Linked DNA regions of Homo sapiens: all the other regions are linked to region 5. The links are chromatin loops, found by intact Hi-C in ENCODE. Cell type or tissue: heart right ventricle. All regions are shown on one strand. Region 1 has its middle 56 kb from the start of B3GAT2. Region 2 holds the start of B3GAT2 (beta-1,3-glucuronyltransferase 2). Region 3 has its middle 44 kb from the start of OGFRL1. Region 4 has its middle 97 kb from the start of OGFRL1. Region 5 has its middle 28 kb from the start of MIR30C2.

What was found. Peaks named below come from ENCODE experiments on the same cell type or tissue, not always from the same donor. Only the 100,000 strongest peaks of a DNase experiment are listed, where the experiment ranks them.
Region 1: it touches region 5 in a loop (3-fold over the local background); 8 of 110 quality-filtered maps call a loop at or near these places.
Region 2: it touches region 5 in a loop (3-fold over the local background); 4 of 110 quality-filtered maps call a loop at or near these places.
Region 3: it touches region 5 in a loop (2.5-fold over the local background); 3 of 110 quality-filtered maps call a loop at or near these places.
Region 4: it touches region 5 in a loop (16-fold over the local background); 89 of 110 quality-filtered maps call a loop at or near these places.

The regions. Positions count from the first base shown.
Region 1 is chr6:71,010,794-71,014,793 of GRCh38, reverse strand. No RefSeq gene overlaps it. Among named protein-coding and RNA genes, the nearest start is that of B3GAT2, 56 kb to the right of the region's middle. In heart right ventricle, CTCF peaks have their summits at 1,555 and 1,756 (motif pointing right); no DNase peak of the experiment used is centred here.
Region 2 is chr6:70,954,431-70,958,430 of GRCh38, reverse strand. It overlaps B3GAT2 (beta-1,3-glucuronyltransferase 2), which reads left to right and starts at 1,371. Exons shown (of 4, transcript NM_080742.3): 1 at 1,371-2,592. The coding sequence starts at 2,002. It overlaps LOC124901229, which reads right to left and starts at 2,003. Exons shown (of 2, transcript XM_047419611.1): 1 at 1,903-2,003; 2 at 1-1,799. The coding sequence starts at 2,003. The coding sequence ends at 1,073. RefSeq lists an enhancer at 1,596-2,111 and silencers at 2,040-2,169, 2,640-2,779. In heart right ventricle, CTCF peaks have their summits at 2,101 and 2,304 (motif pointing right); DNase peaks (open chromatin) are centred at 1,040, 1,420, 2,320 and 2,707; H3K4me3 peaks cover 2,905 bases; H3K27me3 peaks cover 3,106 bases.
Region 3 is chr6:71,242,697-71,246,696 of GRCh38, reverse strand. No RefSeq gene overlaps it. Among named protein-coding and RNA genes, the nearest start is that of OGFRL1, 44 kb to the left of the region's middle. In heart right ventricle, no CTCF peak of the experiment used is centred here; no DNase peak of the experiment used is centred here.
Region 4 is chr6:71,189,466-71,193,465 of GRCh38, reverse strand. No RefSeq gene overlaps it. Among named protein-coding and RNA genes, the nearest start is that of OGFRL1, 97 kb to the left of the region's middle. In heart right ventricle, a CTCF peak has its summit at 2,484 (motif pointing left); no DNase peak of the experiment used is centred here.
Region 5 is chr6:71,347,406-71,351,405 of GRCh38, reverse strand. No RefSeq gene overlaps it. Among named protein-coding and RNA genes, the nearest start is that of MIR30C2, 28 kb to the left of the region's middle. In heart right ventricle, CTCF peaks have their summits at 1,678 and 1,883 (motif pointing right); a DNase peak (open chromatin) is centred at 1,021; H3K4me3 peaks cover 475 bases; H3K27ac peaks cover 1,824 bases.

The sequences.
Region 1 (4,000 bases), 340 kb after region 5:
AGGAAGCTTGTCTTACTCATCTTAGTTACTTCAGTGTCTGAAACATAGAAGTCTATCAATCGCTCTGCAAATCAAATCCGAAATAAATAAGTTGGGGAAGGGGCTGTGATGGGGAGATATTGGTCAAAGAATACAAAATTTCAGTTGGGATGAATAAATTCTGGAGATCTATTGTACAGTATGGTGACTATAAACAATAATAACATATACTTTTAAAAATATTATATACTTGAAAACTGCTGAGAGATTATCTTAAATGTTCTCACCACAAAACATAACTCCGTGAGATAATATATATGTGAATTAGCTTGATCAATCATTTCACAACATACACATATTTCAAAACATTACATTGTACATTGTAAATATATACAAGTTTTATTTGTCAATTATACCTCACTAAAGCTGGGAAATTTTTTAAATAAATTTTTTACCTAAAATTGAAGAACTCCTGTTATCATACTCCTGGCTTTTTACAGTCCTATCTATAACATTAAAATTTTTTAAACTATAGTTTTTCCTCATGTCCCTTCCCTAACTTGCCAGATTCTCCAGATGTCAATCCTTCCAGAGTTGGATGGTTCTTGTCCCCACAGAACAGAGTGTGAAATCCCAATAATCAACCCAGCATGGCAGGCAGCCTCCAACACCAGTTTTTCTTCCTTTGACAATGGACCCTGTGCAGCAAGCTTTTAGGAACCAGCTTTAGTCCAAGTGCCTGAAGCACTTTATACTCATTCATCTGAAATTGCTGGTTATAGGACAATTTCACAGACACAGACACACACACACACACACACACACACACCCCTTGTTGAAGGCCCAAGTAAATATTTAGCATTATCAATAAGGATAATCCCATTAAAGTGAAATAAGAGAAAAATGTTAATGGCTAAACTGAATATATTTGGTTATTGTTTCTCTTTTGAGAAATATATCTCGTGCCATAATGGTATTTTAGTGTAACTCTAAAGTGTGTTTATACAAAATTAGAGAAACTTTGGTTCCACTTTGTGGCAGCACCATAATGTCTATGTCACATGATGCCAACTATTAAATATTAATACAAAGGCAGGGATTTAATGTCTGTTTCCCCTAGAGGAGTGCCTGGTACGAGGTAGGCTGTTGATAATATTTGTTGATTATTGATTTTTTTATTGGTCCTAATAACTGAATTTTTAGTTAAGCCAAAAAATGCACACAGTATAAATATACAGTTTTCACATTATTTTTGTCTAAAAGGAGCTAATGACTAGCTCCATTTTGAACTACAAAATGCAAATTAGTTTCATGTTTTGTTTAAAATTCCTCAGTCTCCTCTAGCTGTCCCTCTGGAGAGTTCAGGTTCTTCCCATCATTTAATGATCTGTTTACTGAAGCCAAGGGCAGAGTTGCTAGTGGTTAACTTCCCAAAACACTGGTTGTTAATAGTAACAGCTGATACGCTGTTGTCTGGCTGCAGCTGTGCTGGGAAATCAATAGTTCTTTGTTGATTAATAACTGATTTCTCCACTGATCAAAATGCACAGATCAATGCACTGCTCCATCTGGTTGCAGCCTCCACCCCCGCTTCCTCCCCAAATAATGGATGCCTCAGCCAAACTGTAGCACCCATTCCTGCCATCCAATTCATGTTTCATTCTGCTCAGAATATGACTGGGATACCCTACGATGAACAAGAAGGTTGGGCCATACCCGAAATTTGGCTTTCAAATTTTATAGCCAGTTATCTGTGCACTACCCCTGCTTCCTGTCCACTAGATGGTGCTACAGACCTGTGTTTGTAACAGTTCACTAGGCTTTGAGAAAGATTGAAAACTGTAGACAGGTGAAATGCTGTGGAATGTTTAAAATCTATGAACGTTAATTCTTTAAACATTCTGGTCTGTGCATGTGTCTTGGCAGGCACTTTAATAAAAAGTCCATCTAAATGAATGGAAATTCACAACTTGCCCATTTATTTATTACACCTGGCAGCCTGGGGCATACACAATTTCAGGGCAAGCACCTCCTGGCACCTCTGTAAACAATATAAAGCAGCTGTTTACTCAGTGCATAACAATTAATGTGCTCCCTAAAGGGTAGAATTTATGACACTGAATACATAAGAGAATGCTTTGTGATCTCCCAAGACACTGCTCAGTAAAATCAGTGGGTTGTCATATCTCAGGTTCATTAATTGCTCTACGGATCCTAATACCCGGTAGAGAAATCAGAGTAGGAATTTAGCCAGTGAGCTTTTGTGTTTCCAGTAATCACCTTTCAGTCAAGATTGAGGGTCAAATTCATGGAGGAATCCAGTTTTTCAAGGAAACCTTGGCTTTTTTTTTTTTTTTTTTTAACTATGAAAGAACTTCCCTTCTGGTTATTTCTATACCAGTTCTACTGCTGGGGGGATGGGGAGCTAGTAGTAAATATGGCTCATTTGGAAAGTGATCTGAATCCTCTTTTGTAAAAAGGCTAATTTTGTTGTTCTATTGTGTTCTTTCCCTTTGTGGCACTGAAGACCTCTCAGCAATAACATAAATCAAGCAGATTTGGCTTGGAGGCAGCCATCAGCTTCCTGTCCTTGTGACAAAATGGACTTAACCTCATTTGCAATCGACCACCCCCTTTTCACTGATTTTGAATTGTTTGGTTAACTCACTTTGGGAAGGAGTATCAATAATTCAGCATTAGCCAGTTGGCATGTCACCCTGACAGATGGAAACAGCTACAGTGCTATTGATTCAGTTACTCCCTCTCAGGGGGCAGTGGTGAGATTCCACCCACCCTCACTCCCCCATCTCCTGTCTATGGGATTAGTGAGAGAATAGCAAATGGTTCCAACACAGTCACTAAACCCTGTCCAAGACCTCCTGACTACAGCCAAATATGCAAATTTCCCAGGATGTTTTCACATCAGAAAAAAAATGAAGAAGCAAGAGCAAAGGGGGCTGAACAAGGCACCGGAGAAGAGAACTGAGCACCTGGGGGTCAGCAAGAGGTGACCCAGAAAAAAAGCCAAGCCAGGGACCAGCCCCCCTGCTCCTGATTCAGCCCCCCTCCCAGACACATCAGCAAAGGACGGGAGGGAGAAGGAAGCGTGTGTGTCTGTGTGTGTGTGTGTGTGTGTGTGTGTGTGTGCATAAAACAGAGAAAGAGAAGGGGACAGAGACAGGCAGATAGATAGAAAAAGAAGAAAGAGATGGTAAAATTGTGGAGGTTTGGTTGTATACCATGTTTGTTTGGGACTGTGTAATTGTTGGCTTCCCTATTCCTCAGGTTTGTCAGCGGCTGTCACTAAGCACAGTTTAGGAAGGTGAGGGACGGTCAATAGTGATCTAGTCTGGTATTACATAGCTTATGGTTAAAGGCCTTAGTCAAGGAATGCACAACAAAAATGTTTGCTTTGTGTCTATAGTTGAAATAAACCTGTTTTATGTTTATGCTGTCTTTGGATTCATAAAAATTTAGAATTCCATAAAGACTTTGGAGTCTTTATGGAATTAGGACATACAAATTAGGACATCAGTAAGATGGCCAACTAGAAGCTCCTAGCACTCTTCCACACACACAAAACAGAACAAAACAATGAATAAATAACTACATTTTGACTAAAATAGCTAAAAGAGAGCACTAGGGAATAGGAAAAATCCAGCAGGAATCCTATAGAGCTCAGAAACCCAAGATGGCCACATAGAAAATGGAAGAAAATACCTCGCCTCCACCACTCCATCCCCACAGTTGAGATCAGCTTGGAACCAGGAGGGACTTTTCCTTGCAGGGAAAAGGTGAGCAAGAGGATCCCAGCACCCCCATCACCATCTCGGCTACCTGCAGTCTTCACTACTGGAGACTCCTACAGTCCTCACAGGTTCTGAGCCCAGCTGAGACAGTTCCCTGGAGTCCATATGCTGAGCTAACCTTAGAGGAGCCTATACTGCATGCCTCCACTAGCCTGTACTGCTACTTCTCTGCACCACTGTGGAACAGAAGCAATGTTAGAGTGAGCTCTGCT
Region 2 (4,000 bases), 390 kb after region 5:
TGGGAGAAGAGGAGCTGTCAGAAAAGCTGGAGAGCCATTCGCCCCAGAGCTCTCAGTTGCACCAGAACGCACAGTCGGAGAGAGATTTATTTGTGAACAAGCCCGAGAAAGGCAGACAACCCAGACAAGATGGGCTCAGAAATTATTTATCATAGGCTAGGGCAGAACAGTCTGGAGCTTTCCTTCTGCTTTGCAAGCACTTCCCTGGGACCTGCCTGGGAAGCACAGCCCTTCTTCCTGGTAAGTTACAGAAGGTCAGGCACTCAGCTAGTAGGCCAGCTAGACAGCAAAAAGTGTCTAAACTAAGTGCCAACTGTTTACTTGGGGTCTTCCAGACCCTATCATGGTTCTATTCGTCATGGTACACTCTGTTTGATTTCAATCGCACCATCTTTATATGTAGGAAGGCCAAACCGGCCCGGCTGTGTTGGGTGGGATTTCTGCAGGCCATGCAGTGAGGACGCCACTAGCTATAGACACACGCAGGAGACCCACGTTCTATTTCCATATGCCACTTGCCACTGACCTCAGAGAAATCATTTTAAACCCTGAACCTCAGCTTCCTTATCCTGAAAATGAAGGCCATTCTACTTCTTAGGCCTTCTTGACAGGAGCCTTGGGAGAGCCAAACGGAGTAATTCCGGTGACAGCGAAGAACTGGGAGGGACCGTGACTCCAAATTACTGAAGAAAAATAAGTTAAACATGCTCGGCTGGAGTTTTAGGAATTCCACCCGCCCCCACCCGCCATGATCAAACTGCAGTCAGGCAGCAGCCCTCCGAATTGATTCTTTCTTATGGACTGTCTCACATGCCAAACACCTATGTGCAGCACCCCTCCATCTCCGTGGGCTCCTATTGATGTCTGCCTTGCAGTGAAAGCGCTTTTTGTTGCCGCTGTTCGATACACCCCAGCACATCAACGCAGCAGCTGGGAGCAGGAGGAGGAATCCCTTCGCTTTCTCCCCTCCTTTCACTCCGAACCCTAGGCATCAGCAGCAACGCGCGTAGCCCGGCAAATTTCCGCACGTGAATGGATTTTCCTGGCTCATCTCCAAAGACCTTGCGGTATTTCACAAAGCTGAAGAGAGGTGAACGAGCATCACCCCCTCCAGGAGGTCGTGCAGCCCCGCGGGGACGCTCCTCCCGCTCCTCCACCCGCGGTGCAGCGGCCGCCTCCCGAGCTTGCTCGCGGGGCCGTTAGCGCCAGACCCGGCGGAGAGCCAAGGGGTCCCTCCGCGCCTCCCTCTCGCAGCCCCTCTCCACCAGTAGCAGCGCTGCTGTCTTCCCACAGGAGGACTTGGGAGGACGCTGGATTCTGCAGCGCCCCCGCCCCCTCGCTTTTTCTTTCTTTCCTTGCTTTGGGATCTTGCTGCTGGATCCGGAGAGGTTCTGAGAAGACAAGAGCAAGGGACTGAGAGCAGGCTTCCGCTGCGGCGCGCGAACACAGCCGGGACACAACCCCCAGCGTCTCCACCCGCTCCTCGCCACCCCGGCGGGAATGTGAGGAAGGAAAGCCCCCAGCGCCGCCGCCCGCCCTCGAAGGCGTCCCAGAGAGCGTCCTGGGGGCCCGCGGCTGGAGCCCTTGTGCCCGCAGCACCGCCGGACTGGAGCGGCGAGGCGCACCGGGTGCCGCTTCTCGGCTTCCACTCTTCAGAAAGAGCGCGGTGGGGATCAGCGCCTTTCCCGCACTCGGCACAACTCCGGGACCGGCGGCGCGCGGCTGGACCGAGTCCCGCTTCCCGCCAGCTCACCTGGAGTCGGGGGCAGCCCCTGCCCGCCCGCCTGCACCCCTTGTCGCTCTAGCTTGCGCGAACCTGCCGCTCCTCCACGCCCAGGTAGTGAGCCCCGCGGCTCCAGGTCTCTGCAGCGCCCTCGGCCCCATGGACAGCGCACCCATCACCACTCCCTAAGTGCTGGCGCCGCCGCTGTCCAAGCTGCGCACTGGGGTCCCTCGGCTCGCCCCTCTCTGGGGTGTCCGAGAGGCCAGGGAGCGTGCACCATGAAGTCCGCGCTTTTCACCCGCTTCTTTATCCTCCTGCCCTGGATCCTAATTGTCATCATCATGCTCGACGTGGACACGCGCAGGCCAGTGCCCCCGCTCACCCCGCGCCCCTACTTCTCTCCCTACGCGGTGGGCCGCGGGGGCGCCCGACTCCCGCTCCGCAGGGGCGGCCCGGCTCACGGGACCCAAAAGCGCAACCAGTCTCGGCCGCAGCCACAGCCGGAGCCGCAGCTGCCCACCATCTATGCCATCACGCCCACCTACAGCCGCCCGGTGCAGAAAGCGGAGCTGACCCGCCTGGCCAACACGTTCCGCCAGGTGGCGCAGCTGCACTGGATCCTGGTGGAGGACGCGGCGGCGCGCAGCGAGCTGGTGAGCCGCTTCCTGGCGCGGGCCGGGCTGCCCAGCACTCACCTGCACGTGCCCACGCCGCGGCGCTACAAGCGGCCCGGGCTGCCGCGCGCCACTGAGCAGCGCAACGCGGGCCTCGCCTGGCTGCGCCAGAGGCACCAGCACCAGCGCGCGCAGCCCGGCGTGCTCTTCTTCGCTGACGACGACAACACCTATAGTCTGGAGCTCTTCCAGGAGGTAAAGGCCAGCCTGCCCCGCTGGGTGGGCGAGGGCGGGAGTGGGCCTCCGGGCCGGCCGGGCTGCAGTCACACGCCCCTTGCACTCCGGGTGCACTTTTGAGTTCTCAGTTCTCCGTGCGCGCATTCGGGGCACCGAGTGGAGCCGCTCCTTGCTGGCACTCCGCAGCCTCCGCTGGCCGTGGGGGTGGAGGGGCTGTGTGTGAGAGGATCACTGTGGCTTAAGGGGCGGGAGTCTGCCCTGGGGCTTTTCTGTGTGGAGATTGTGTCAAGAGAATAGCACAGGTGTGAGGCGCGGGAATGATTTCCAGGGGCCAGGCTCCTGACGACCTGAGGATGGAGCTTAGACCTGCAGGCGCTGGCTGCGATAGGAGATCAGGGAGGGACCTGCACCGTAGCGGGTGGCGGTGGAGGGGTGGGGGTGGTGGGGACGGGTAGGCTAGGTGTTACTCGAGGCTTTTCAGTGCCTACAGGTGTGATTCTCAGTCTAGGACCATATAGGGAGAAAGGTGGAGATAGCCTAGAGAGAAATTTGACTATTGCGGCCCACTGGCACGGAAATGGTTGTTAGAAGAAACACTGACTTCTATGGAGGTCCTTCCTCTCTTTCCCACACCTCACAAAAGTCTTTTCTGACCCTCAAGATTACTTTTTTTTTTTTTTTGCAAGAAAACCCTTTCTGGAAAATAAACTGTTCTGCCCTGTGGTTACGTCTTTTTTGCAGCCCAAGGTAAACATCTGGGCTGCCTGATCCCTTTTCACAACCTTTCTCTAAGGCCTCTTTTTGGCGAGTTAGCCAGGACACATTTGGCGGGGCCTTTTGCGTCTTTCTGGTGCAGCCAGGTCCTGAGTGCATCCGGGCTCCCTGCTGTTGAGATGGCCCATGAGTTCCCTGGGATGGCCACGCGCGCACCGCCCCCCCCCGCCGCCCCCGGCAGGCACAGGGTTAGAACAGGTGTTCTTCCTTGAGGCTGGTATCTTGCGGTGTGTGTGTGTGTAGCCTGCAAATGAGACTGAGTGGCATGGGTTTTCTCAGTTTTCTTCTGTCTACGCAATTACAGCCAAAGAAAATCTTCTTGATTGATTTGACGCCCTGTGAGACTGTTGCCTTCCTCCACCTGAAATTTCTTGACGTCCTGCTTCAGAGACTCCCCCTCAATTCCCCTTCTCCCAAGTAAACTGGACATTGGGAAAATACTATGTGTGAGTTGGACACTGAACTGCTAAAATAATCTGTGTGTCTGGTCATCAGATACCCTAACTGCTTCCCACACTTTCATCCTCATCTCTGGGTTGCTTTCTTAACCCCAGGGCAGAGCTATTCTGTACTCTTCCAGTTTAATTTTTCTGTGTGGCTTTAAAAAAATTTTCTTAAAGGTAATTGCCGCCTTCATTTCTATTCATCCTCT
Region 3 (4,000 bases), 100 kb after region 5:
CCCAATGAAATGGAAAATTAACAAAAATAGAAAAAATATAATTTATTTTCATAATTTAATGTATTTGCATCATATCTTATCAAAAAGTATTTGAGGTGAATTATTGAAAGAGAAGATGTTTATTATAAGATTAATAAAACAGAACCAAAAGAGGAAGGGGCAGCATATGGCAACCATAAACATCAGCAGAGCGGCTGTGTGTGAGCAGATACCCTAGAGCTTCCTCCTAGCCCTGATGAAGAGGGAAACTTTTTAAATCATAAAACATTCATTAAATATCATTACCTGAAATTAGGGTACCCACAAAATATTTGTCAGAATAAATTTTCCTGGTGAGAAACAGCTCCTGGGTGACAATAGGAGTAAGATTTAACCAATAATAACCTCAATATTTGTTTCACAGCAAATAGAGAAATTAAATTTGCATAGCTAATTCTGAAAACAACCTAAGATAAAAACTCATGGCTAACAATTGAAAAAACGTATCTACAAAAGCAATGACAAAAAAGTCATTCTCTAAATGTGTAGTCTGACTTGATCCAAGGACATTGATTCATAGTGATACAGGAGGCGGGTAGGGAAGTGCTAAGCAGAGAAAGGCGGGGTCCCTGGGGAGGGCTCCCTCGGGCCTGTGCCCATGGACCTAAGTGAGGACAAGCATTTCTGTTTCCGTGCCCATAAAGTTGCCTTTTGGCCTGCCACACCCCCAATCCTGTGCCCATAAAAACCCGAGAGACCGTAGCGGGCACAGACACAAATGGCTGGTCGTCAAGAGGAGCAGAAAAGCAAACACACAGACACCAGCAGACATCGGCAGGCCATCGGTGGCGGGACAAGGCAGAATTCAGCTGGGGTGGTTAGAGGAGAGTCCCGCTGCTGGGTGGCCCGGCTGCTGGGTGGCCCGACTCCAGGGGGAGACCAACTTCCCAACCCATCCTCCTTCTGGCTCCCCATCCACCTCGCTGAGAGCAACCTCCACCACTCAATAAAACTTTGCACCCATCCTCCAAGCCCACATGTGATCCGATTTTTCTGGTACACTAGGGCAAGAACCGGGGATACAGAAGGCCCTGTGTCCTTTCGATAAGGCAGAGGGTCTAGTTGCGCTGATCAACACAAGCCAACTACAGACCGCAAAACGGAAAGAGCGCACTGTAACACACGCCCACTGGGGCTTCGCGAGCTGGAAACACTCACCCTAGATGCTGCCATGGGGTCGAAGCCCAAAAACGCTCCCCGTGACCTGCCCGTCTGCATGCTTCCCCTAGTGGTTTGAGCAGCGGAGCACCAAAGAAGCGAGCCACACCCCTGGCGCACACCCGGCGAGGGGGATAAAGGAACACTCCTCCCATTTCAATATTTAATAAGCACTTATGCTGGGTACTGGGACATGTTTGTGAACAAAATATCCATGATCCCTGCCCTCATGGAGCTTACATTCTGGTAAAGGAGTCAGAACATAAAGTAAAAAAGATATAGAAATAAAATTACCGCAAATTATGATAAGAGCTATGAAGAATATTAACACTGCTATCAGGAGTTAAAGGGGCTGGAGGGTGGTTTCCTTGTGTAGATTCGGTATCAGGAAAGGCCTCTTTGAGATGACATTAGGAGTATCTGGAGTATTGAATAGACCCACGACACAAGATAATCTTTCCCAGCTAACCTCTCTGCCAGGCTTTCAACATGCACCATTTAAACAGTGTCTGTAAAACTATGCACTCTAGGCAAATTACCTGGAGTGCAGGTATTCTGTACGAGAATTAAGAAAATGTCATGAATTTTAGAAACCAAGAAGCTGGTTTTAAAATTAACAAGTCTAAGCAACATTTTAGCTCAAATGCAAGCTAGAGATGGTACTGAATAAATAGTGGGGTTTAGAGAAGACAGCCATAAAATATGAAAGAAATACAGACATGGGTTTCAGGTGTTGTTTTAAATTCGAATTGTGTTAACAACAAGTTTAGTGAGTCCAAGTCTTCCTTCCATACTCAGAGGGTCCTCTGGATCTCTGAAGTGACTCCGAGCCACCATGCCCTGGGCAGCTCCATTCTCACAAGCCCCTAGACTACACTAAAAGGGTCCTGCCTACCATGCAAGATTGAGGGATATCTCAATCCTTCTCATATGAGCAGCTAAACGAGTCTCTTTAATTTAATCATCCAATATTGTACTATGTTTAAAAATTAGTTTCTTTTGGGTGGAAAATTCTGTTTGCATAAAAAATTAAGTGAAAACAAATATACAATGAAAAATAATTCTCCTTCTGACTTCAGTCTCAAAATCTCTAACCTCCGTCTCCAAAAGCTGCCAATGGTAAACAGTTTCTTGTGTATAATTCAAGATATGCTTAATGTACACACAAGCAATGATACTTGTATTACACCCATGCACCCTGCCACTGTCCCCCCAACACAATGTAAACCCTAATAGCGGGAATAGTACATATATATCCCATGTCACCTTTCCTCTCATTTAGCAAAATATCTTGGAGGTTATACACTGCATTTTATAGATCTTAGTTTGATTAAGATCTTCCAGTTGATGCTTCTGTTTGTGCCCCCACTCTTTGCTGTTATTAACAGTGCTAAAATGAACATTCTATATAAGTATTTTTGTGCCCATGTGTGAGCATATCTGGAGGAAAAATTCCTTATTTTAGTATTATTTTTTAATTTCAATAGGTTTTGGGGGGACAGGTGGTGTTTGGTTACGTAAATAAGTTCTTTATTGGAGGTTTCTGAGATTTTGGTGCACCCATCACCAAAGCAGTGCACACTGTACCCAATATGTAGTCTTTTATCCCTCACCATACCCCATCCTTTGCCCGGAGTCCCCAAAGTCCAATGCATCATTCTTACACCTTTGCATCATCATAGCTTAGCTGCCACATATCAGGGAGAACATACAATGTTTGGTTTTCCATTCTTGAGTTACTTCCCTTAGAATAATAGTTTCCAATTCCATCCAGGTTGCTGTGAATACCATTATTTTGTTCCTTTTAATGGCTGAGTAGTATTCCATGGTGTGTGTATATGTGTGTATATATATATATATATATATATATATATATATATATATACATATATACATACCACATTTTCTTTATCCACTTGATTGATGGGTATTTGGACTGGTTCCATATTTTTGCAGTTGCAAATTGTGCTGCTATAAACATGTGTGTGCAAGTATCTTTTTTGTACAATGACTTCTTTTCCTCTGGGTAGATACCCAGGAATGGGAGTGCTGGATCAAATGGTACTTCTGCTTTTAGTTCTTTAAGGAATATCCATACTGTTTTCCATAGTGGTTGTACTAGTTTACATTCCCACCAACAGTGTAAAAGTGTTCCCTTTTCACCACATCCCAGCCAACAACTATTTTTTTTTTGATTTTTTGATTATAGCCATTCTTGCAAGAGTAAGGTGGTATCTCACTGTGGTTTTGATTTGCATTTTGCAGGTAATTAGTAATGCTGAGCGATTTTTAATATACTTGTTGGCCATTTGTATATCTTCTTTTGAGAATTGTCTTTTCATGTCCTTAGCCCACTTTTTGATGGGGTTGTTTGTTTTTTTCTTGCTGATTTGTTTGAGTTCATTGTAGATTCTGGATATTAGTCCTTTGTCAGATGTATAGATTGCAAAAATTTTCTCCTACTCTGTGGGTTGTCTGTTTACTCTGCTGATTATTGCTGTTGCTGTGCAGAAGCTTTTTAGTTTAATGAAGGCCCATCTATTTATGTTTGTTTTTGTTACATTTGCTTTTGGTTCTTGGTCATGAAGTCTTTCTCTAAGCCAATGTCTGAAAGGATTTTTTCAATGTTATCTTCTAGAATCTTTATGGTTTCAGGTCTTAGATTTAAGTCTTTGATCCATCTTGAATTGATTTTTGTATAGGGTGACAGATGAGGATCCAGTTTTGTTCTTCTACATGCAGCTTGCCAATTATCCCAGGACCATTTGTTGAATAGGGTGTCCCTTCCCACTGTATATTTCTG
Region 4 (4,000 bases), 160 kb after region 5:
TTTGTGTTTATTGGTGCATTATAAAGGATATTACAAATAATACAGATAAACAGCTAGATGGAAGAGATGCAGAGGTCAAGGTATGCAGGAAAAGGCAGGAAGCTTCTACGGCCTCTTGGGGCATGCCACCCTCCATGTCAGCAACCTGGAAGCTCCCCAAACTCCATGCTTCAGGAAAGTTTATGAAGGCTTCATTACATAGGCATGATTGATTATTAATTCAGTCTTCAGCCTCTCTCCTCTTCTGGGAGGATGAAAGGTGAGGCTAAAAGTTCCAGACTTTTAATCATGGCTTAGTCTTTCTGGTGACCAGCTCCCATTCAGGAGGCCACCAAGAGTCACCTTATTAGAACTCCTATCATCTAGGACATTCCAGAGGATTCAGGAGCTCTGTGTCAGGTGCTGCTGTCACTCAGGAAATTACAAAGGTCTTGGGAGCTCTGCGTTAGGAACCAGGTCAAAGAACAAATATTAGAACAAAAGATTCTCCTAGCACCCAGAAAATTCCAAAGGGTTACAAGTTCTGTGTCAGGAACCAGGTCAAAGACAAAATATTAGAACAAAGATGAACCTAGCTCCCTGATTACTCGGGAAATTACAAGGATTTTTGGAGCTCTGTGTCAGGAACTGGGGATAGAGATCAAATATATATATTTTTATTATGGTACAATTTCCTATTCCTTTAATAATAATTATGTATTTATCATTATAACTATTATTATTTCCTATAGAACGTACCTCTCTATCAGAACTTAGTCCTTTATATCTATTGATAATTCTATATAATTATATGCATGGTAAAATATATAAACAATAATTATATGACAATGATTATTTAATATATACAACTATATATGTAAATATCACTCATTTATTTAAAGATAAAATACCTCGTATGTTCACACTATAATTCAAATTCAGATTTCAATGTTACTTAAACTCTTCTACCTTATGTTCAAATCTCTTTTTGTCTTCAGCAAGAATCCTGGGTTGCAAGGACAATGGGGATGATTGAATGTTTTGTCCATGTCACACAAAACATTCTCAAAATAACACTATCAAAACTACTACCAGTATAATTACTGAAAAACTGTTTCAAATGTTTTTACATGATATTCTCATTCTCTCCTTGTTTTCTTTTAATTATGCTGTATCTATATTGTCAGAGCATAGAGCCATTACCACACTCTGTTCTTATGTCCTTCCTTTGTTCTTCACGTAAATATATGCTCAACGCCCACCATCCATCTTTATGTCAATATTTCTCTAGTAATTTTGGTTGTCTGAAGCTACTGTATACCCAAGGAAGGATTCACAGAAGCAGTATTTTTCAGTTCTGGCTTCCAGGTGACAGCTTGCTCCCTTTATACTTAAAAAAAAGTGTGGTTGAATATAAAATCTTGGGCTTACTGTTTCTTTCCCTTCAACATTTTAAATGTGTTACTCTGTTTTCTTCTGGTAGGAGAAATTGTTATTGAAAAGCATGATAACAATTCCTTTTTCTTTCCTTCATAAGTCACTTGGTCTATGGCTCAGATATTTGTTCTGGGTCAACTTTTCCAGGTATACAATGTGCTCCTTCAATACGTAACTTCACATTTTTTCATCTGATCAAAGTTTTGGTGCATTATAATCAGGTGCTTCTTCTAACTTGTTTTGATTTTTCATTCATGGATTCCTAATTTTTATATAGATACGTCAGATCTTCTCTGCCTGTCTTCTGAATTGATCATGTTCTTACTAACACTTTTCATCTCTTCCTTCATTTCCTTTTTCATTCCTTTCACTTTTTAATTGTGACAAAACACACATAACATAAAATTTACCATCGTAACCATTTTGAAGTGCACAGTCAGTGACATTAAGCACATTCACATTGTTGTGCAGTCAGCACCACCATCCATCTCCAGAACTCTTCGCATCTTGCAAAACTGAAATTTATACCCATCAAACAATGACTCTCCATTCCCGTCTCTCCCACCTAAGTCCCTGGCACCTTCATTTTTTTTTTTTTATATATTTAAAAATTTCCTTCTTTTCGTTTTCTATTTATTGTGAGTCATTACCAGTTGAGTCTATTTGCTCTTGTGTTATACTTCTAGTTAGACAATTTCTGAAATGAATGTTTAATTTTATGTTTAATTCTTTATTGATTTCTACCACTTTATTTCTAAGTTTTCTTTATTCTGGTTTATCTTTCAGATCTTCTTTCTGTTAGCTGTTTAAAAAATATAAATTATAGTTTTCTTTTTTTTTGTGTGAGAACATCTTTCTGGCATATCTTTATTATCTATAGAAATTCTACTCATTTTTTTCTCCCTGCCCTGTAATAAATTTGAATGTGATTTTAGCTCATTCTTTTCTGATGCTCATTTTTACACCAAATTAGATTTTCTGAAGTTTTAGAAAGGAAGCTTGGCTTGGAATCATTTTGGGTTCTTTACATTTAATGTCTCTCGACCACCCTCTTCTGGTTGTTTTTATAAAATGTCCAACGATATAAATACTTAAATTCTAAGATTTTCTGATTCTATTCTCCCTTACCACTTTTATCTGGACCTTATATTTCCTTGGTGTCTAGTGTCCCCGACCTGCTCATCTTAGATTCTCTTAACAATTTATTCTCAGTTTGGATCATAGCTTTGTCTTGGAGGAACCTTTGCTGGGTAACTTTGAGAGTGAAGGGACCTCAGAATATTCAATCTCCTTAGTCTTACCACGGACAGTTTTGGACCATGAAAGCCCCTCCTAGTTTCAGTTACTGTTTTCAATTTGGATCACTGAGTTTTCCAGATAAATGCTTGTTGGCTTCCTCGAAGTCAAGTTTGTCAGAGATCCCATTGCTTCCTCTTGGATAGATGCTGACACCAAGTAAATCTTTTAGCTATTGCTGATTGCTTTGCCCAGCTAATTTTTGTATTTTTAGTAGAGATGGGGTTTCACCATGTTGACCAGGCTGGTCTCAAACTCCTGACCTCAAGTGATCTGCCCACCTCTGCCTCCCAAAGTGCTGGGATAACAGGTGTCCTTTACAATTTTGACGCTCTTTGCTCTAACGTTACAAAGTGCCTAAAGAAAATGATACCTCTAACTTTTAAATTTGTTGCTCAAATAGTTATTAAACCTTTCCTATGTACAAGATATATTGAGCTGGAAACTAGAAAGCTCTGCTCTGAGATCTGGTGAAGTTGGCAGTGGCTTCTCCCAAATTCCCTCATAGAACACACAGAACAACTAAGATTACAAAAATAATTATGGGGCACAGACAACCTCCACAAAACTAGGGACCAGATATCCCCACAAATCCCAAATTATGAGCAACACTACACTACACTACAGCCTGGGCAACAGAGCCAGACCCTATCTCAAAAGAAAAACTTTGTAAAGGGGGCGAAGTTAATTCTTGTTATCAATCCACCAACTTTCCTGACAGCCAGCTCCTCCTTCTGTGCTTCTGGTGGGTGGCTCTCCTTTCTCTTATCTTCTCTCTTTTTTTTTTTTTTTCCTGTGAGACAGAGTCTTGCTCTGTCACCCAGACTGGAGTGCAATGGCAAAATTTCGGCTCACTGCAATCTCCTCCTCCCGGGTTCAAGCGATTCTCCTGCCTCAGCCTCCTGAGCAGCTGGGACTACAGGTGCACACCACCACACCCGGCTAATTTTTGTATTTTTAGTAGAGAAGGGGTTTCACCATGTTGGCCAGGATGGTCTTGATCTCTTGACTTCCTGATCCACCCTCTTCGTCCTCCCAAAGTACTGGGATTACAGGCATGAGCCACCACACCCAGCCCTTATCTCTTTTTTCTTTCCTCCTGAGGCATATTCCCTTCCTGCCCTCCTCGACCTATTTATACATTATACAATTTATACATTTATACATTTTGCTAATGTTTGCTTAAGATTTTTTTCTAAATTCATAAATTAGATTTTCCTTTCTCAAACTGTCCTTGGTTTGGTATAAAGATTATGCTGAAGTCTTATGATGATTTGTCAAATGTCCT
Region 5 (4,000 bases):
AACTCATTGGTCAAGAGGATTTACAGTGTGAATTTGCTGAAGCTTATTGGCCCTACAAGCTCAATAGCTGACAGTGCAGCTGCCCTCAGAGCATGGGGAAAAATACATCAGAAACAAATGGCACTCTAATAAATTGGCCCTCTAACATCTTCCAGATGTGAACATAACATTTTTACTACCAATAGGATTTGAGTGAAGATTATAGTTTAAATTATCAGCCACAATAGTGTGTCCCAATCCCTGGGGCAACCTACCTGAAGGAGAGTTACCTAGTCACCCAGAATTGCTGCCATCCAAGGCCTTTGGCCTTTACATTTACATGGAGGCAGGTCTGAGCTCTGTTCCAGACAGGCTCAACTTAGTGAAGCAGGGTCCAAGCAGTCACCAAGCAGACAGGCTATGCTTCTTTCCTTGTAGAAGAGTTAGGGCGAGGAAAAGCAACTGAAAGTTATTCTTCCCAGGGTTCAGATAAGGCGTTAACTGCCTAATTTACAGGCCCAAGAAGGACCTGCACGTCATGGCAAATTTTGAGTTCTGTAGTTTTTTTAAGTGTGAGCTCCCAACTTTCTAGCATGCACCTCTTGCTTCTGCTTCACACTGCTAAGCCATTTTTCCCTTTTTTGTATGAACTTTTATGGCTCCTTCTACAGATTAATTCTGGCATAACAGAAGAGGCTCAAATGACTGTATTATAAGACTGAGGCTCACCCAACATCAATCTTAGTTACATGAGCTGGATTATTACCAGTGTTAATGTTTATTTGCTTAATTTGCTTGTCTTTGGATGAAAAGAAAATGGGATACCGAAAGCATTATGGAGGGAAAATAGATTTTCGTCTTCTCCCTCTCTATCCTTGAACTACCTAGTACTGTACTTTCAAGTGGCTTATGGAAAGGATTAAAAGTGAAGGGTGAAAAGACAAATAGGAGCTGTTTCTATTGTCAGCCTCTGAAGTTCCATGAACAGGCTGAAAGTTCAATTGAGGTCTATGAAAAAATTAGGAGATGCCAAAAGGCCAGCAGCCAAGATTTGTGTCTTTGTGCAAGAACTGAATAGCTACCAACAAACTAGGAAATTTTTAAAACCTTGCCAATGATGGAAAAGTCCTATGAAAAAGAGAGTGAGAAAGGGTGAAACATTTCTGAAATAATTAGATTTATGAACTCGTAAAAGAGTGTTCTCTACAGATCCTAGGCCTCTACGCATGTAGATAACTGAAATTTTAAGACTAAGAAATGACATTTTTTTTTTAATGATGCTGTTAGTAATAGTGGTTGAAATGACTCAGAGCTAACTTGGATTACTTTAGTGAAGGGAAGTGACGTGCATAATTATTAGTCAAAATTGAAGTTTACAACAAGCAAATATGTAAATTTGTAAGATGATTCTATTTTTAAGTTAATAACATGACATCTAGAGGATTTTTTTCTCAGTAATAAATTTCATTAATTACATTCAGAAAATAGTGATTGGCCCTTCTTAATTTTCTTATGCTTCTGAATATTTAAATTAAAAATATATCTATTTTGGTCATCTTTTTAAAAAAGATACTAGTCAACATAGTGAAAAAATTCTGGCTGTGTAAAATGAATTGAAACAAATGCCAAAAAGTAGAAATGTTTTTTATAAAGTGGAATTTGAATTTTTAAGATTAAAGTGACAAAAATATGATTAAGGCAAATATGTAGGATTTTATTTACTGGTCAATTTATAAAACATGTAAATGCTTCAAAATGCTTAGTCAATAATAATTTTCTTTTTTATAATTAGAATCTTTATCAGAAATGAATTTATTGCTGGTTATTTCTGTAAGGACGACTTTTCTGTTAAATCAAGTATCTTAACAGAAAGTTGGCTGTAATAACAGAGAAGAAACAGTAGAGGGCACTTTAGTTCTCTGACAAAATAATAGCATTTCTATAACCTTATAAAAATCAGTAAAATCGACAATGAGATTTGAACTACCTAGTGAAGGTTAAACAAAAATGTAAAGCAAGTTCCTCTGCTTCGCATAGTCTAACAAAAGATATTTCAGGTAAATTTCAACTTCTTTCCTTAAGCAATTCACATAAATCAATTGGGTACCATATGAAAAACATGTTCTCAGATCTGCAAATTAGTGGATCCAACATTTCAAGAGAATTTCATTTTTAAAAATCACACAATTATTTGGAAATTGCCTGACTTGTTGGATGCAGTTGACTTAAGTCAATAAATTCTCATTATCCAGGATTTTTAAGAGGCAAATTGAGTACTCTAAATATGTAAGAATTAGCAGTACATAATTGTATATTTCTTGGTCTTAGACATGTTTCTTATTCATAATTTCCTCTAAAATCATCTTTATCATCATTGCCATCACCATCATAATCATCATTTCAAGGCATAGTTGCCACTTTCAAGTATGTTCCACTCTATAATAATTGAATAAAACAATAAATACATGAAAAAGCAAACAATGGAAAAGACATTGCACAGTTAAATCTAAATTGTGTAGTTTAGTTTGTAAATGAACTCAGGCGAATCATTAAAATTCTCTGGGCCTCAGTTTTTACATTTTATAAATGAGATTCCATACTTGACGATGAGACTCTACAACACTGTCATCCATTCTTACTTTGTATATTGTTCTGTCAAATTTGGTCATCTGTGTCCTAGTTCTCAACAGATTTATGGTGTTTCTTAACCTTTTAGAGTTTAAAGACCTACTGGAAAATCTTATAAAATATATGGAGCTTATACCCCTAAAAAATGCTGTAATGTATACCTTACTCAAAATGAGCATTCATTTCAGGAAGTTCGAGGACCTTCAGAAATCAATCCATGGGCTCCACAAGCACTGTATCAAGAGGCATTCGAGACCAGTCTGGGCTAGAGGGTGAGACCCTGTCTTTATGAAAAAAGAAAAAGAGAGAGAAAAATGAATATTTGATAGAGGCACAAATCATGCAGTTCCCACATATTTGGGGGTTATTCCTAGAAATTTCGTGTGCTGTTGTTGGGTAAAGATAGGCAATGAGGATGGAGAGGGAGGTAGGCCATATCCAGCAATTTTGGACTTTATGAAACAAGAGGAAGTAAACTGGAGTGTTTAAACATAAAGGTGGCCAATATGCATTTTGGACAGCAAAATCAGAAAGTAGAATGTGAAATAACTGGAGAAGAAAGACAGGAAGTGGGGAAAACATCAGTTTGTCAGCACAATAATCTGGGTTGGAAATAGTGAGAGCCTATTTTAAAACCTCTCCAACATTAAGGATGTTCCCTTTTCTAAGATAGGCCTACTTTGATTCTGTATAAAAAATAATAAGACAAAGTTTTCAAGCACTAAGGGACACTTTGAAATTAGCCAAACGTTTGTTCTGTAATTCCTTTTGTTTTTTACTCAAGGCAACAGTTAGATGTTAGCAACCTTGCTTTTGTACCCTTTTGTCTACATAGGGTATATCAAAAGCTTAAGCAGCCTAGGAGCCACTGAGGAGATGTGGCAACTCCTCCTGAATAGGAAGATATGGAGGGCTTTGCTCACCATGCACATCCAAGTTCAGTGACAGGTGTTCTAACTACTTTTATTACCTCCCTTGGGGCAACAAGGGTGGCAGAAATGATTGACCACTCATATTGTCATTTAAGGCTGGACCCAGGTGGAAATGCCTCTCCATTCTCTAGTAGCCAGATTAAAATGAGCAAGCAAAATTTCTGGATAGGGAGGTTTATCACAGGATTTTAGTGAAAATTAAATGCAACATATATAACTTTATGTATAGATTGTCTTCTAGGAAATTTGTAGACAGATCCTGTTACTGCCTTACATTACCAAGTCCATTTGTTTTCTATAAGAGAGGGAAAATATCATTAATTTGATGGCTAGGATGAGATAGAGATGTCCTCATTCTATTAAGGGAAATTTAACTAGGAGCCTCCAAAAATAAAGCCAGAAATAAGGCAAGGTCAATGGAGTTGGAGAAAATAGATTAGATTTGAGCATTAGTTTGTTGA